Linked DNA regions of Homo sapiens: region 1 is linked to region 2. A link is a loop called in an ENCODE intact Hi-C map of the cell type or tissue named here. Cell type or tissue: endothelial cell of umbilical vein. All regions are shown on one strand.

Region 1 (8,000 bases), 770 kb before region 2:
TAAATGAGTCATCGCGCCTGTAAAAGAATGACTCTATAAGTAGATACATATCTCCACTGTCTTGGTTCTACTAATGTTCACATTATTGCTTATTTTTAAACTAATTTGAACAGCTGAGTTACAGTAAGAACAAAGACAGCAGGATTAAGAGTCAAGAGACCTAGGTTTGAGATCCAATGTAGATACTCAGTTGCTGGGGCTTTAAAGAAGGTCACTCAACCTCCTTTGGTTTCAATTTTCAAATCAGTTAAATTAGCAGCTGGACTAGATAATTCATAAGCTGAATGAGCAAAATGGACTTAATTAACCCATGGATCATTGTAGCAATATTGTATTAGGAGTTAGAAAAACCAAAATGAACTGAATATGGTTTGTCCCTGTCCTAAAGGAGCTCACAGTCTAATAATGGGAGAGAGAAATAAGAATACAGATGATCTTAGTACAGAACGTGCAAGCACAAAAGCAGGAACAGTCCTCTGCATTGTTTATAGATTGATCTATTCCAGGACCCAACAACTATTTTTTTTATTTTTTTTATTTTTATTTTTTTTTTTGCACGGTGGCTCACGCCTTTTTTTTTTTATTTTTTATTATTTTTTATTTATTTTTTTTTTATTATACTCTAAGTTTTAGGGTACATGTGCACATTGTGCAGGTTAGTTACATATGTATACATGTGCCATGCTGGTGCGCTGCACCCACTAACGTGTCATCTAGCATTAGGTATATCTCCCAATGCTATCCCTCCCCCTTCCCCCGACCCCACCACAGTCCCCAGAGTGTGATATTCCCCTTCCTGTGTCCATGTGATCTCATTGTTCAATTCCCACCTATGAGTGAGAATATGCGGTGTTTGGTTTTTTGTTCTTGCGATAGTTTACTGAGAATGATGGTTTCCAATTTCATCCATGTCCCTACAAAGGACATGAACTCATCATTTTTTATGGCTGCATAGTATTCCATGGTGTATATGTGCCACATTTTCTTAATCCAGTCTATCATTGTTGGACATTTGGGTTGGTTCCAAGTCTTTGCTATTGTGAATAGCTATTTTTTTATAAATGGCAAAATAATACGTATTTTAGGCTTTGCAGCCCACACGATCTCTGGTGTAACTACTCTGCCATGATAGTATGAAAGCAGCCATAGATAATAAGCAAACAAAGGAGTGTGGCTGTGTTCTAGTCAAAGTGTATTTATAAAAGCAGGTAGGAGGCTGGACTTGCCCCACAGGCTGCAGTTTGCTCACCCCTCATCTATTCGCAAACAAATCTCATTGAGGTTTGCTCCGTGAGTGGCTGCTCTGTTCTCTTCTAAGAAAGACAAACTCCGTACTATTTAGAGGTGACAGCGTGCTGGCAGTCCTCACAGCCCTCGCTCGCTCTCCGCGCCTCCTCTGCCTGGGCTCCCACTTTGGCGGCACTTGAGGAGCCCTTCAGCCCGCCGCTGCACCGTGGGAGCCCCTTTCTGGGCTGGGCAAGGCGGGAGCCGGCTCCCTCAGCTTGCGGGGAGGTCTGGAGGGAGAGGCGCGGGCGGGAACCGGGGCTGCTCGCAGTGCCTGCGGGCCAGCGCGAGTTCCGGGTGGGCGTGGGCTCGGCGGACCCAGCACTCGGAGCGGCCGACCGGCCCTACCGGCGCCGGGCAGTGAGGGGCTTAGCACCTGGGCCAGCAGCTGCTGTGCTCAATTTCTCGCCGGGCCTTAGCTGCCTTCCTACGGGGCAGGGCTCGGGACCTGCAGCCCGCCATGCCTGAGCTTCCCCCCGACCCGCCTTGGGCTCCTGTGCGGCCGGAGCCCATGTGAAGAGCACTCAGGTATGGCTTGCTTTTTTACAGTTTCTATTTAGCATTTAAAACGGAGCCTAGGACAGAATAAACCCTCAAGACCCTTGATAAAGATTGGATATTTGTCCCTGTCCAAATCTCATGTTGAATAGTAATCCTCAAAGCTGGAGGTGGGGCCTGGTGGGAGGTGTTTGGATCACGGGGGCGGATTGCTCATGAGTTGGTGCTAGCTTCCTGTGTGAGTTCTCCAGAGATCTGCTCATTTTAAAAGGGCACATCCCCTCCACTTTCTGTCTCTCTCTTGCCCCTGTTTTTGCCATACGAAGGGGTAGCTCCCCCTTCACTTTCCGCCATGATTGAAAGCTTCCTGAGGCCACCTCAGAAGCCAAGCGGATGCTCCACCATGCTTCTGGTAAGGCCTGAACAATCGTGAGCCAATCAAATCTATCGTCTTTATAAATTACCCAGTCTCAAGTATTTCTTTATAGCAATGTAAGAACAGCCTAATACGACCCCCAAAATGTGTTGCTGGCTGGCTGGATGCGTGACAGAATTGTGGCCAGGCGCGGTGGCTCACGCCTGTAATCCCAGCACTTTGGGAGGCCAAGGCGGGCGGATCACGAGGTCAGGAGATCGAGACCATCCTGGTTAACACAGTGAAACCCCGTCTCTACTAAAAATACAAAAAATATTAGCCAGGCGTGGTGGCGGGCACCTGTAGTCCCAGCTACTCGGGCGGCTGAGGCAGGAGAATGGCGTGAACCCGGGAGGCGGAGCTTGCAGTGAGCCGAGATCACGCCACTGCACTCCAGCCTGGGCGACAGAGGGAGACTCCGTTTCAAAAAAAGAAAGAAAAAAGAAAAGAATTGTACGGAGGAACATGCAGTTATTATCTATTGTAACCTGATGAGAATATCAGGTGGCTGGAAATGTTTCATAGAGCAGGTGACAGTCTGAGGTGGGATTTGCAGGCAAATAGAAAGACAAGGAGATTATGTAAAATATCTCAATGTGAAAGATGGATTTCACTCATTTACACTTTTCTCCCTCGTCGAATCTCAAAATATTTAATATTATATTATTATTTTTAGTTATAAGTATGATTTTTATATTTATATTATTTTATATTTGTACATTTTTTATATTTATATTATTTTACATTTAAACATTTTCTTATTTCACCAGTTCTGATCAATATTTAACTATTATTACCAGATTGTGAATTAAGTAAACTGGTCCCTTTACATTGCTGAATTTTCTTACCCAACTGTAAATTCCTTCTTTATATCAGCTATCCGTTTCCATTAGTGGTGATTTTTATGTATGGTCATATAACCACAACCAAAACTTCTGGTTTTTGTCCAAAGATTAACTCTACACATTTACACTTACATGATTATACTAGATTTATTTATATTTAATTTTTAAAATTATATAAATATTATTCATTGTTAAGCATAGATAGATCCAATTCCAAGATGTACAGAATCCCCAAAAGTGAATATTCCTACTTGGTAAGATTAAGTGGTTTTTCTTTCTTTAATTCACCTTACTTAGCATGCAACAATATAATCTACTTCATGTTCGTACCAGGCCTTTCTTATTTATCCCCTACCTTCCTGCCACTCATTACTAACACATGCAAGGTTTTTACTTGCCTTTTTGCTTCCAGCATTATTTCCCCATAACATGTTAGGATATGTTTACTGTCATCCAAACTCTCGATCATACTTTCTATCCATTACGTCCACCACATTTTTTTTTTCCTGAAAACCTCCCTCTCTACCTTTCTCCCTGATCTGTACTTTGCATCCTTTCTCCTCTTTTGCCATCTGGTTTGTTGCTTTCGGGCTATATGCGATCATCCCAGCACAGCCCCTTATGCTCCTTCTGGGCAGGTTCTGTTTCCTTTCCTGGTTGCCTCCTTACTTTACTGAAATAATCCTCAGGTAAAGCCCTACAAAGAAATGAATAATAAAAAAATGGTTGACCTCTTCCTTACCTGAAAAGAAAAATATTTTTATGCCTGATACATAATTTGGTCCACGTATCATTTATGATGCATTCCATACCCCAAAATGGCTTAGGTAATAAAGATTCTTAATTATCTCAAATAACAGGAAATCTGGAGGTAGGTGGTACCAGGCTTGGTTCAGTAGCTAAACAATGTTATCAATGACCCAGGCTCTTTCCATTATTCTACTTAGCCATCCACAGTATGTTGGCTTATGACCTCCTGGTCATAAGTTGGATGACACAGATCCAAACATAATATCCTCAAAGAACTGAGTTTGAGGCAGGGCGAAGAGCTGTAAGGAGAAAAAAAGACCTTCCTGAATACCTCTATCTTCTTTATCAGGAAAACAGAAATGTTTTCCAGAAGCCCCTGAAGACGTCTTGGCTAGAATTGCATTATAATCCCACACTTCAAATAATCAATATCAAAGAGAAGAGATTTTGTCATGATTGATTTAGACTAATAATGATTCATCCTCCAGGACTGTGGAAGGCTCCCTCCTTAGCATATTTCTCTCATGAAATGCCTTATAAACTGGAAATGTGCTTACGAATAGGCAGAGAAGAAATGGTTGGTGGTTAGGAAGCCAAAACTTTCCACCACTTTTGAGCTATAGTGTTCTCTGTTGAAAAACTATCCTCTGAATTTATTAAGCTATTGCTCTATTGTGTTCTTTTTTTTTTTTTTTTTTTTTTTTTGAGATGGAGTCTTGCCTGTTGCCCAGGCTGGAGTGCAGTGGTACGATCTCAGCTCACTGCAACCTCTGCCTCCCGGGTTCAAGCGATTTTCCTGCCTCAACCTCCTGAGTAGCTGGGACTACAGGCATGCACCACCATGCCCGGCTAATTTTTGTATTTTTAGTAGAGTTGGGGTTTCACCCTGTTGGCCAGGCTGGTCTCAAACTTCTGAACTCAAGATAGTTCCTCCCGCCTCAGCTTCCCAAAGTGCTAGGATCACAGGCATGAGCCACCGCACCTGGCCCTCTACCGTGTTCTTGCATCTCGTATTGCTAACGAGAGAGAAATCCAGTGCCTGTTACTTTTCATTCCTATGGTGCTTTTAAAATCTTCTTTTATTCCAGTGTTGAAAATTTCTATCTAATTTCTAATTTCTACAAGGGTGTGTCCAGTTGTGACTTTCTTCTTCCTTTTTTTTTTTCAATTCTGCCCTTCATCTTTGAAAATCTTTTTTAAAACGTGATTTATTTGAGATCATGGAGCTGGCTATTTGCTAAGGCAAGACTCAAACTTATTTCCAACTAGCACTGAATGCTGGCCTGTCTTACTTCCTTCATGCACTCTCCACAATCCAGTTCTGTTTCAGTTTGGACCCTGCCACCCCCCTCCAATCTTATCTCCAGATTTTGAATTCATTACACACTTAGTTGCCAGATTACTTATGCTAATGAAGCCAAGGCCAGCATTTTGCTCTCTACCTTAAGCACTTCTCTATTTTTGACTAAACCCTACCTTTTCCTCCACATCCCATCTGTGCACCAGGTGGGCCCACTGATCAGCAGTGAGCCAGGAGGGATTCAGGAACCATTAAGTTCTTGTTAAGCACAAGTGCAATTCATTGATGGACATCCATCATGCCTCTGTTCATACTAAATTGTTTAAATCTTATTTTTGTCAATATAATAATCTAGACATTTAAAAATCAGTAAAAGTCACTTGTACAAGACAAGATCATCTCCATAATCTACCATTGCTGTTAATTTAAGCTACCAAGTTTTGGGGGTCGTTTGTTAGATAGTAACATAAACTAAGACATTAACTAAAAGGCTGAATAAACTGTTTTGAAAGAATATATAGAATATTTTGAAAGAGTGTATGTGCCTGTGTGGGTGTGTGTGTGTGCGTGCGTGTCTCAAAATAATAAAGGATATTGCAAGAGGCCAAAAATAATGAGAAACAGAAACAAACCACTGGAGACAACTACTGCCCTGGTATATCAGTTAATACCATACGTGTAAAGGTTAAATCACCACGGACCTCTATATAAAGTCAAGACTCCAAAAGAGCAATGTCCTCAGGGAATGGATAAAATTGAAGAAAAAAACCAACAAACTCTAAGGGAACATAGAAGGACACCGAACTGTATCAACTTTGACTCTAGGTGGAGGCAGACAAATATCTCCTCTTAGAATTTATAAACCCATGTTTCCATTGCCCACACAGTCCACAAGAACCCCGCCAAGCATTTGTTTGATATGGTCCTAAACTGGTAGTACTCCCAGGGGAAAATAATTCTGTATGTGAGCCAAACCTCATGCCCAGCCTCAAGTAAATCACAAAATAAATCTCACCTGTATTACAGGTACTGTCTTCCTCATCTTTGCTACATTTGATTCAAGTTGAACTAAAATTTACCTTCATGTTTTAGGGGTTCATTTTCTTTTCCAATTTTGCCTTGGCCTTTCTGGAATACCATGCCATCACTCAGATTATTAGTGAGTATAGATTAGGTGGTGCCCTAAAGATTAGAAAATCTGTATGAGTGAAAAAAATGTTTATATTTAAGATTAGATATAACTAAATTTAATTCTAGTGCTATAATAAAGCTTAAAATAGTGTTTTGCTTCCTTGACTTGAGGCATGCTATATTCCTACTTAGAAAGCTTTTCTCCTGTTTCTATTTTGAGGAATTCTTTATTTTTTAAAGTTTCCCTGACATACTTCCCCTGTTATCTTTTTTACCATATAAGCAAAAGAGTTAATTGCCTTTTTTCTGTGTTCTTATGGCACCTTATTCTTCAGGATAACACTTAGCTGTGTGGCTTTCCCTACCCACAATTAGGAGCCCCTTGAAGAGAAAATCTATGACTCCTTAAAGTCACTGTCCCCAGCATCTAACCAAGAATCTGACACACAGAGGATACCTCATAGTCACTGTATTTAATACACACACATGCTTTGAATCCAAAATTAAATTGAAAGAGAATGCAAACTCAATGTCTCTCCCTCTTTCATAGGAAACTTCCAGTGTGGACCACAGGAAGAAAAATCAAAGTAATCCACGCTCCCACATTTCCCACATCCTTCAAGTCACACTACACTGAGTAACGGTCTCCCGATGCTTTGGCAATACCCATGTGTCTTTCTTTAACAACCAGAAATTATGAGGCCTGGACAGGATGCAAATTGTTCTCAGTCAGCCTGGGAAATAGCTAAGGGAACATGAGGCAGATGAAAATGATCTGTTTTGTCTTTCCTACCTTGGCCTTTGGGAAGCAACGTCAGCTTCGATAAACATCAAAAATATAAGGAGCACAGAAATCAAGTGAGTGGGTGCCCTTCTTTCCCGTCCATTACCATTCCCAAAGATGGCCCACCGATGCTGCTTTATTCTGGGAGTCTTGAGCCTTCAAGAGCTCTCATGTCCCAACCTGTCCTTAAGACACAAGGAGAGATTTAGTGCCAAGCTGAGGTAGGACATCCACCTTGAGTGGCTATAGCCACACAGGTCTGTTGCTCAGTATCACGGCAGAAAGAACAGACCTAATGAGTCAGAAGCTTCATTTTTACAAGACCCCAGGTCAATCATATCACGTTAAAGTCTGGAGCAGTTTGGTATGGCCCTGAGTTGGTAGCATACCAGGTGAAGACAATTGTGTGTGTGAGCCAAACCTTTTAATTAGTTTGAACTGATAGAAAACAGAATCCAATTTAGTTACCAATGAAGAAAAACAACTTGGATATCTGGAGTCACATCAGATGTTTGAGGATGATCTTCAGGTTTACTTCCAACTTCACTTTGGAATCACCTGGAGAACTTTTTAAAAATACACAGCTGAACTATTCGCAGTAGGAAAAACATGGAATCAACCCACTCAAATGCCCATCAATGATAGACTAGATAAAGAAAATGTGGTACATACACACCATAGAATACTATGCAGTCATAAAAAGGAAAGAGATTATGTCCTTTGCAGGGACATGAATGAAGCTGGAAGCCATTATCCTCTGCAAACTAATGCAGGAACAGAAAACCAAAAACCACATGTGCTCACTTATAAAAGGAAGCCGAACAATGAGAACACATGGACACAGGGAGGGGACAACACACACTGGGATCTGTCAGTGGAAGGTGGCGTGAGAGAACAATATCAGAAAAATTAGCTAGTGTATGCCGGGCTTCATACCTAGGTGATGGGTTGACAGGTGCAATAAACCATCATGGCACACATATACCTATGTAA
Region 2 (8,000 bases):
CACAATCCCTATCAACATCCTAGGAGAATTTTTAGTAGAAATTGACATGCTAACCTACATTTATATGAAAATACAAAGGATCTAGAAAAGCCAAAACCATTTTGAAAACAAAAATAATAAAGTTAGAGAACATTATTTAATGCCAAAACTTACTATAACTCTATAGTAATCAAGATAGTGTGGAAGGATAGGTACATCAACTAATGAAATAGAATTGGTGTCCACAAAAAACCTTGTATTTATAGTCAACTGACATTGAGCAAAGATTCCAAAGCAACTCAGCAGGGTAATCTTTTCAATGAATTGCAAATGGTGCTAGGAAAATGGAAGATTCATATAAAATAAAAATGGAAAGGAAAATGGAAGATTCATATAAATTAAAAAAAAACCCTAGACTCTTATCTCACATCATACACAAAAATTAACTACAAATGGATCATATATTAAATATAACTGTGAGAAATGATAAGATTTCTAAAAGAACACATAGGGGAAAACCTTTGAGATATTAGTTAGACAAAGAGTTGTTGGATGCAATACCAAATGCATGAGCCATAAAGGAAAAAAAGAAATGATAAATTGGACTCCATTAAAATTTAAAATATTTGTGTTTCAAAAGATACCATTAAGATAACGAAAGAAACAAGCCACACATTGAAATAAAGTATTTGCAAACCATGTATCTGATGAAGCACATGCATCAGAAATGTAAAAACTCATTAACTCAAAAATAGGATGCCCAAAAAGCCAAATACAAAGTTGGCAAAAGACTTAAACAGATATTTCACCAAAGAAGGCATATAAATGACTAACAGTCATCTGAAAAGGTGTTTATCATTAGTAATTAGGTAAATTCCACAACCACTGGAATAGCTCGAATTTTAAAAGCCAGATAATATCGAGCGTTGACAAAGATGTGGAGTAACTGGAAAACCCCGCCGCCATGCCCTCGTAGCTGGTGGGAACACAAAATGATACAGTTACTTTAGAAAAACAGTTTGAAAGTTTCTCAAAATGTTAAACACAAACTTACCATGAAACCCAACAGCTCTACTTTTAGGAATATACCCAAGAGAAATAAAAATATATATCCACACAAAGATTTGCACATGAACATATAGCATCATTATTCTTCATAGCCAAAACTGGAAACAATGTAATTGTCCATCACACAATGGATTGATAAGCAAAATGTATTTCAGCTGTATACTTAAATACCACCCAGCATTGTAAAAGGACAAAATAGGGATAACCTGCTTCAACACAAATGAACCTTAAAAAATTATGCCAAGAGTAAAGAAGCCAGAAAAAACTATATAGCATATTATTCCATTTTTATGACACATCCAGAAAAGGCTAATTGATAGAGACCAAAAGCAGATCGGTTCTTGGCTGAAGCTAGGAGTGAGAATGGAGGTTGACTGCAAAGTCAAGGGGATTACTGGGGGGTAATGGAAATGTTCTAAAACTAGATTTGGTTTGATGGTTGCACTACTCTGTAAATTTTCTAAAACTCCTTGAATTGTACACTTACAATAGGTGAGTCTCATGGAATGTAAATTATAAATGAGCTATGTTTAAAAACAGATTAGAAACTCTGAATAAACCCCAGGCGCAGTGGCTCATGCCTGTAATCCCAGCACTTTGGGAGGCTGAGGCGAGTGGATCATGAGGTCAGGAGATCGAGACCATTCTAGCCAACACGGTGAAACCTCGTCTCTACTAAAAATACAAAATTTAGCTGGGTGTGGTGCTGCGTGCCTGTAGTCCCAGCTACTCGAGAGGCTGAGGCAGGAGAATCACTTGAACCCAGGAGGCGGAGGTTGCAGTGAGCCGAGATCGCGCCACTGCACTCCAGCCTGGGCGACAGAGCGAGACTCCATCTCAAAAAAAAACAAAAACAAAAACAAAAAAACAAAGAGAAACTCTGAATAAAAGAGAACAAAACCCCCTTAAATACCTCACTGAATGTCCTTTGTGTCTCTCATGCTGCATGAGCTGAGACCTTGGATCTCAAGCTCGTTTCTGCCCACCCTTTGAGAACTGAAGCTCCCCATGTCTGAGAGAACTCCGTGTCCAGCTTCCCCTGAACTATTCAGTTCCATTCCCTAGGAAATGCTCACCTCTTTTTGCAACCCATAATTTACACATTTCAGAGACTATTCTTTCTTTCCTTCTACCAGGTATGAGCAAAGCCCATCCTCAGATGACCTGCACAATAACTAATATATAGTCTATTATAATAATGCTTTCAGCTGCATTTTTAAGCAGAAAGCCCACTTGTAGAAGAGTTCTCATTTTTTGTTATAAAATTTTCCAATTAGATTGAGTGCATTTGACCCAATTTAAGAGAGAAGAAAATACTCTCTGGTATTTTCAGATAAGACATATTTTTTCTTGTCAGTAACAGAGCTGCTTTCTCCATTTCCAGAAACCTCTGGGCAAGGAAACATGTCAGCAGTAGAGCTAACTCAGAACTGTGTTTGAATTCAGGCTGACAAGGTCTGTTTGAATGCGGGTTCTGCAAGAATCCACAGTTTTGTGGAGTAATATGACCTTCAGCTCCACTTGTTCTATCTGCTAGACAGTTCTACTTTTCAGGGTGATCTCCTCTGGGCATGGATTCTGTCCTTAAGGCATATGTAAATTTTTAACCGCAGGGCCAAACATCTACTATGTAAAACACACAGCGAAAGGCTGCAGGGAGATGTCAGGTTGAAGTGTATTTGGAGAGATCTTCATGCTAACTTGACAATCACTTAGACATCAAAAGGATATTGTCTTCTTTCCAAATGAAGTTCTCGGCCTGCATGATGCCCAAGACCAGATCCTGCACTCCAACTCAAGTCAAAGAAAATAGAGTCGAAAGATCAAAATGACTCCATTTAAATCATAATTGGCGTGTAACATCTGTTCCCATGTACATTCTCCTGTCAAGGACACAGTCTTCAGGAGAACCCACCTGTCTCACTGCACTCTCCATCTTTACTCTAAAAATTCAGAAATCCATGTCTAGTCTTGCTCATCTAGTGCATTCTCCCCATTGTTGCCCAAATAATCTTTCAAAAAATATCATCAATTTTCTGCTCATTATTCTTTGTAGGCTCTGTCTGCTTCTGGCATAAAGTTTAGACACCCAAGCCTGGCATCCACACTATCATCTATATTTGTACTGAAACCTCTCAGCTAGGTTCCGGTTTCCTTGTGCAGCCCATAGTCTGGGGTCAAATGATTTGCCTGTCTCCAAAGGAGCCACTCACACCCATGGGTCAGCCCAGCACTCAGCTGCATCCTGTGCTGGCTTCTCCTTCTGAGACTGTTTATTCTTTCTTCAAGCCTCAGCTGCAATATAATCCACTCTCGGAAAACTTTCCAAATTGCTCTCCACCCAGAGGTTAGTCACTTCCTTCTCTTTGTCCTGTGGAACCTCACAGATACATATTTCAAAGCATTTCTGTCCCGATGCCATAGAATTGTTCATAAGTCAGTGGCCTGGAAAGACCACAAACTCTTCCAGGCCTGGCACTTTTTCATATTTATTTGGTGTCATCCTTTGGACAAAATGGGAAACATAGGAAAGAATTAATAACGAATAACAAATTGTGGAGGGAGGAGAGGGAGAAGGAAGTATTTACTCAAAGTCTCGTAGCTTGGGGGAAACAGTGGGAGGTAAGACAAGACACTGAGATAAGGAATGAGATGCAAAGAAGGCGTTGGGAATGGAAAAACAGTAAGTTTATTTGTAACATGTGGTATACCAAGGGCCTGTGGGGCACTGGGTGGGGTTGTCAAGTGGACAGTAGGGTATGCTTCTGAATGTTCCTCAATGTTTGAGGCAAAGGAGAAAGGTCAGGTTTGGAAGTGAAAGTTTTTAAAAGTCAGCAGCCTTTGTAGGTAGCTACAGCCATGGATATCATGAAAGTCTGAAAAACTGCGGAGAGCTATAAAACCCTGTATAATCAAAGATTTTAAAAGTAGACATCAACAGAATGAGAAGACATGCCCCAGACTGGGAGAAAACATTTGCAAAAGACATATCCGATAAAAGACTGTTATCCAAAATATACAAAGAACTCCTAAAACTCAGCAATGAGAAAATGAACAATCTGATTTTTAAAATAGGCAAAAGGCCTCAAAAGACACTTCACAAAAGAAGGTGTACAGAAGGCAAATAAGCGTATGCAAAGTGCTTCATATCATGTGACATTAGGGAACTGCAGATTAAAGCAGCAATGAGATACCACAACACACCTATTAGGACACCAAGGGACAAAACACTGACAGCAACAAGAGGAAAGATGTGGAGCAGCAGGAGCTCACAGCTGCTGCTGGTGGGAATGCAAAACGGTGCAGCCACTTTGGAAGACAGTTCAATAGTTTCTTACAAAACTAAACATACAAATATCATACGAACCAGCAATTGTACTTCTTGGTATTTATCCAAATGAGTTGAACGCTTAGGCCCACACCAAAACCAGCACACAGATGTTTATGGCAGATTTGTTCGTAATGTCCAAAACTTGGAAACAACCAAGATTTCCTTTAGTAAGTGAATGGACAAATAAACGGTAGTACATCCAGACAATACAATGTTATTCAGCACTAGAAAGAAATGAGCTATCAACCAGCCTGGCCAACATGGGGAAACCCTGTCTCTGCTAAAATACAAAAATTACTTGGGCGTGGTGGTGTGTGCCTGTAAACCCAGCTACTCGGGAGGCTGAAACAGGAGAATTGCTTGAGCCCAGGAGGCAGAGGTTGCAGTGAGCCGAGATCATGCCACTGCACTCCAGCCTGGCCGACAGAGTGAGACTCCAGCTCCAAAAAATAAAATAAAAAAGAAATAAGCTATCAAGCCATAAAAAGACATGGAGGAAACTTAAATGCATATTATTTAGAAAAACCAATTTGAAAGGCTATGTACTGTATAATTTCAACTATATGACATTTGAGAAAAGGCAGAACCATGGAGACAGTAACAAAATTAGTGTTACTAGGGATTTGCAGATTAGCTGGGAGGGAGGGATAAATAGGTGAAATACAGAGGATATTCTGAGCAGTGAAACTATTCTGTAAGATACTACAATGGATATGTTCTTATATGTTTGTCAAAACCCAAAGAGTACACAGCAACAAGTGTGAACTCAAACTATCAACTCTGGGTGATGATGATGTATCAAGGTAGGTTGTCAACTATAACAAACGTGCCTCTGCTCAGAGATGTTGATAGTAGAAGAGGTTCTGCATAGTGGGAACTCTCTGTACTTTGTTCCATTTTGCTGTGAACCTAAAACAGCTCTAAAAATAAAGTTTGTCAATGTTTTCTTAAAAGTAAACAGAAGAATAAAAGTCAATGAAGGACCAGGAAGGAAAATTCAGAGTGACACATATCTACAAGATTTAAATGAAAATGTTTTCCTCTGATTTATTCTTTCCAGAAAATGCTCCTGCAGGCCAAGCATGGTAGCTCACGCCTGTAATCCCAGCACTTTGGGAGGCCAGGTGGGCAGATCGGGTGAGCCCAGGAGTTCAAGACCAGCCTAGGAAATATAGTGAGCCTGTTGTCCCAGCTATTCCGGAGGCTGAGGTGGGAGGATAACTTAGCAGGAGTTTGAGGCTGCAGTGAGCTGTGATCATGTCACTGCACTCCAGCCTGGGGAACAGAGTGAGAACCTGTCTCAAAAAGAAAAAAAGAAAAGAAAAGAAAAGAAAGAAAGAGAGAAAGAGAGACGAAAGAAAGAGAGAAAAGAAAGAAAGAAAGAAAGAAAGAAAGAAAGAAAGAAAGAAAGAAGGAAGGAAGGAAAGAAAGAAAGAAAGAAAGAAAGAAAGAAAGAAAGAAAGAAAGAAGGAAAGAAGGAAAGAAAGAAAGAAAGAAAGAAAGAAAGAAAGAAAGAAAGAAAGAAAGAAAGAAAGAAAGAAAAGAAAGAAAGGAAGGAAGGAAGGAAGGAAGGAGGGAAGGAAGGAAGGAAGGGAAGGAAGGGAAGGAAAGGAATGAAGGGAAGGAAGGGAAGGAAAGGAAGGAAGGAAAGGAAGAAAGGAAGAAAGGAAATACTCCTGCAGAGTTCTGTCACATGAGAGAGGGACAGTCGCCTGTGTGTGTTTGGGGATATGGGAGTCTAATTGATATTTACACAGCCTTTCAACCTCTCTGCCTGTTTTCGGCTCCATCATAAACCCTACGTTGAGAAATATCTACTATCTCCAATGTTGAAGGCTTCCTCAGGTTCTGAACTGCAAACTGCTTTTCCTTTTTATTTTTCCCCATTTCTTCCATGGGATTAAGCTTTTTAAAGTCTGTAAATTCAATTATCACCTGTCCATCAGCTTTCTGGTTCCAAGTCTTTTGATATATTCTCCCTTCCTGTTCTGTTATTTTTTTGCGATTAATGCCATTTTAATAGTGCTACAGGGAGAGTAGAGGTAAATGTCTACATTCAAAATGCCATATTCAATGAGAACCCAGTTTTTTTTTCTGTTTTTCATAAGACCAGATGGCACTATCTCAAAAACTGAGATTTTCCCCTAAAATCATAACATTTTAATTTTGAAATGACTATAGATACTCCTAAAGTTAGAGTTTGGTCATACCACATAAACTAGTTATTTCTTTTCTTTTTTTTTTTTTTTTTTTGAGACAGAGTCTCGCTCTGTCACCCAGGATGAAGTGCAGTGTTGTGATCTGGGCTCACTGCAAGCTCTGCCTCCTGGATTCACGCCATTCTCCTGCCTCAGCCTCCCGAGTAGCTGGGACTACAGGCGCCCGCCACAACGCCTGGCTAACTTTTCATATTTTTAGTAGAGACGGGGTTTCAACATGTTAGCCAGGATGGTCTCCATCTCCTGACCTTGTGATCCTCCCACTTCAGCCTCCCAAAGTGCTGGGATTACAGGCGTGAGCAACCACACCCAGCTTAACAACTACTTTGCCAGCTACTGATTTAGCTACTGATTTAGCTGCTTTTCATGAATTATCTCATTTAATACTTAGAACATTTCTATTAGATAACTATTAATGCCTCTTAACAGATGAGAGAAGAAGCAATAAATAATTGTTCAAAGAAGACACCCCTAATGAATGGCCACACACATACACACACAGCCACCTGGAACCCAGCCCCTATTTTTCAGATTATAAACATCAGATTATAAATTAACAACAGATAAGACAACTTTCCTTTGACCACGGGAATGTCTTTTATTATTGTTATTGTTTTACAGATGCTCTCTAGGTCGTGGTCTGAGGAATGTTGCTCCCGTCGTAAGGATGAGGCCACTCCCCTAAGAGAGCTCTAACCCAAAGGGCAGGTCACAGCAGGCTGTATTAATCACCTCAGTCTGGCCTCTAAAAAGAGCACTGAAGGGGAGGCAGCATTTTGGAAACTAAAGTTTGTCATTTGTCAACCTCGGTTAGGTGTCTGGACAATGGATACTTAATCTGGCTGATGATAAGATACAAGATCCGTGGTCCCACCCCAGATATTAAAATACACCAGGAGGGAAGGCAATGAACAATTTCCCTCATGCAGTTCACATTCTGTTGGAATGAGACATCGAAAGATGAAGAGTCAGGCAAAGTAGCAGAAGCAAGTGTGGGCCGTTAGGTGCAATGATGTCGTTCTGTCCAGAGGAAGAAGACACACAGGAGATAGTGAAGTCACCAGCTGTCAAGTGTATTGTCCATGCAATGGTCAGAAACCAGTAACCAGTAAGCCAGACAAAATGTATTCTTTTTCCATTTTCTTTATTCATTTTTCCCCAGGCTCTGAATATGGATTTTGAAGATGTGGCGCGTCTTAATGCCTCTGACCAGAGGCAAATATAATGGGGTGGGAAAGCAGTCAAAATATAATGGGGTGGGAAAGCAGGGTTCACCTGGGTCTCTGCATGGCAGTGGGTGCTGCAGTTAGAGGGTGGGGCCCCAGAGGGCCTGGGCTGAGACCCAGGATGGCAGAGTCAGGGCTGCCCAATCACTAGCCCCCCTGGAGCCAGACAGTGTCCTT

The links. A loop is a pair of places that touch in the nucleus more often than their neighbours do. Peaks named below come from ENCODE experiments on the same cell type or tissue, not always from the same donor. Only the 100,000 strongest peaks of a DNase experiment are listed, where the experiment ranks them.
Region 1: a loop joins it to region 2, with 3 times the contacts of the local background. A loop is called at or near these places in 10 of 110 quality-filtered maps.

Annotation. Positions count from the first base shown.
Region 1 is chr2:12,920,413-12,928,412 of GRCh38, reverse strand. No RefSeq gene overlaps it. Among named protein-coding and RNA genes, the nearest start is that of MIR3125, 190 kb to the right of the region's middle. In endothelial cell of umbilical vein, no CTCF peak of the experiment used is centred here; DNase peaks (open chromatin) are centred at 2 and 4,142; H3K27ac peaks cover 290 bases.
Region 2 is chr2:12,151,204-12,159,203 of GRCh38, reverse strand. All of the region lies in intron 2 of MIR3681HG (MIR3681 host gene), which reads right to left. Among named protein-coding and RNA genes, the nearest start is that of MIR3681, 44 kb to the left of the region's middle. RefSeq lists a silencer at 7,505-7,705. In endothelial cell of umbilical vein, no CTCF peak of the experiment used is centred here; a DNase peak (open chromatin) is centred at 3,343; H3K27ac peaks cover 1,687 bases; H3K27me3 peaks cover 212 bases.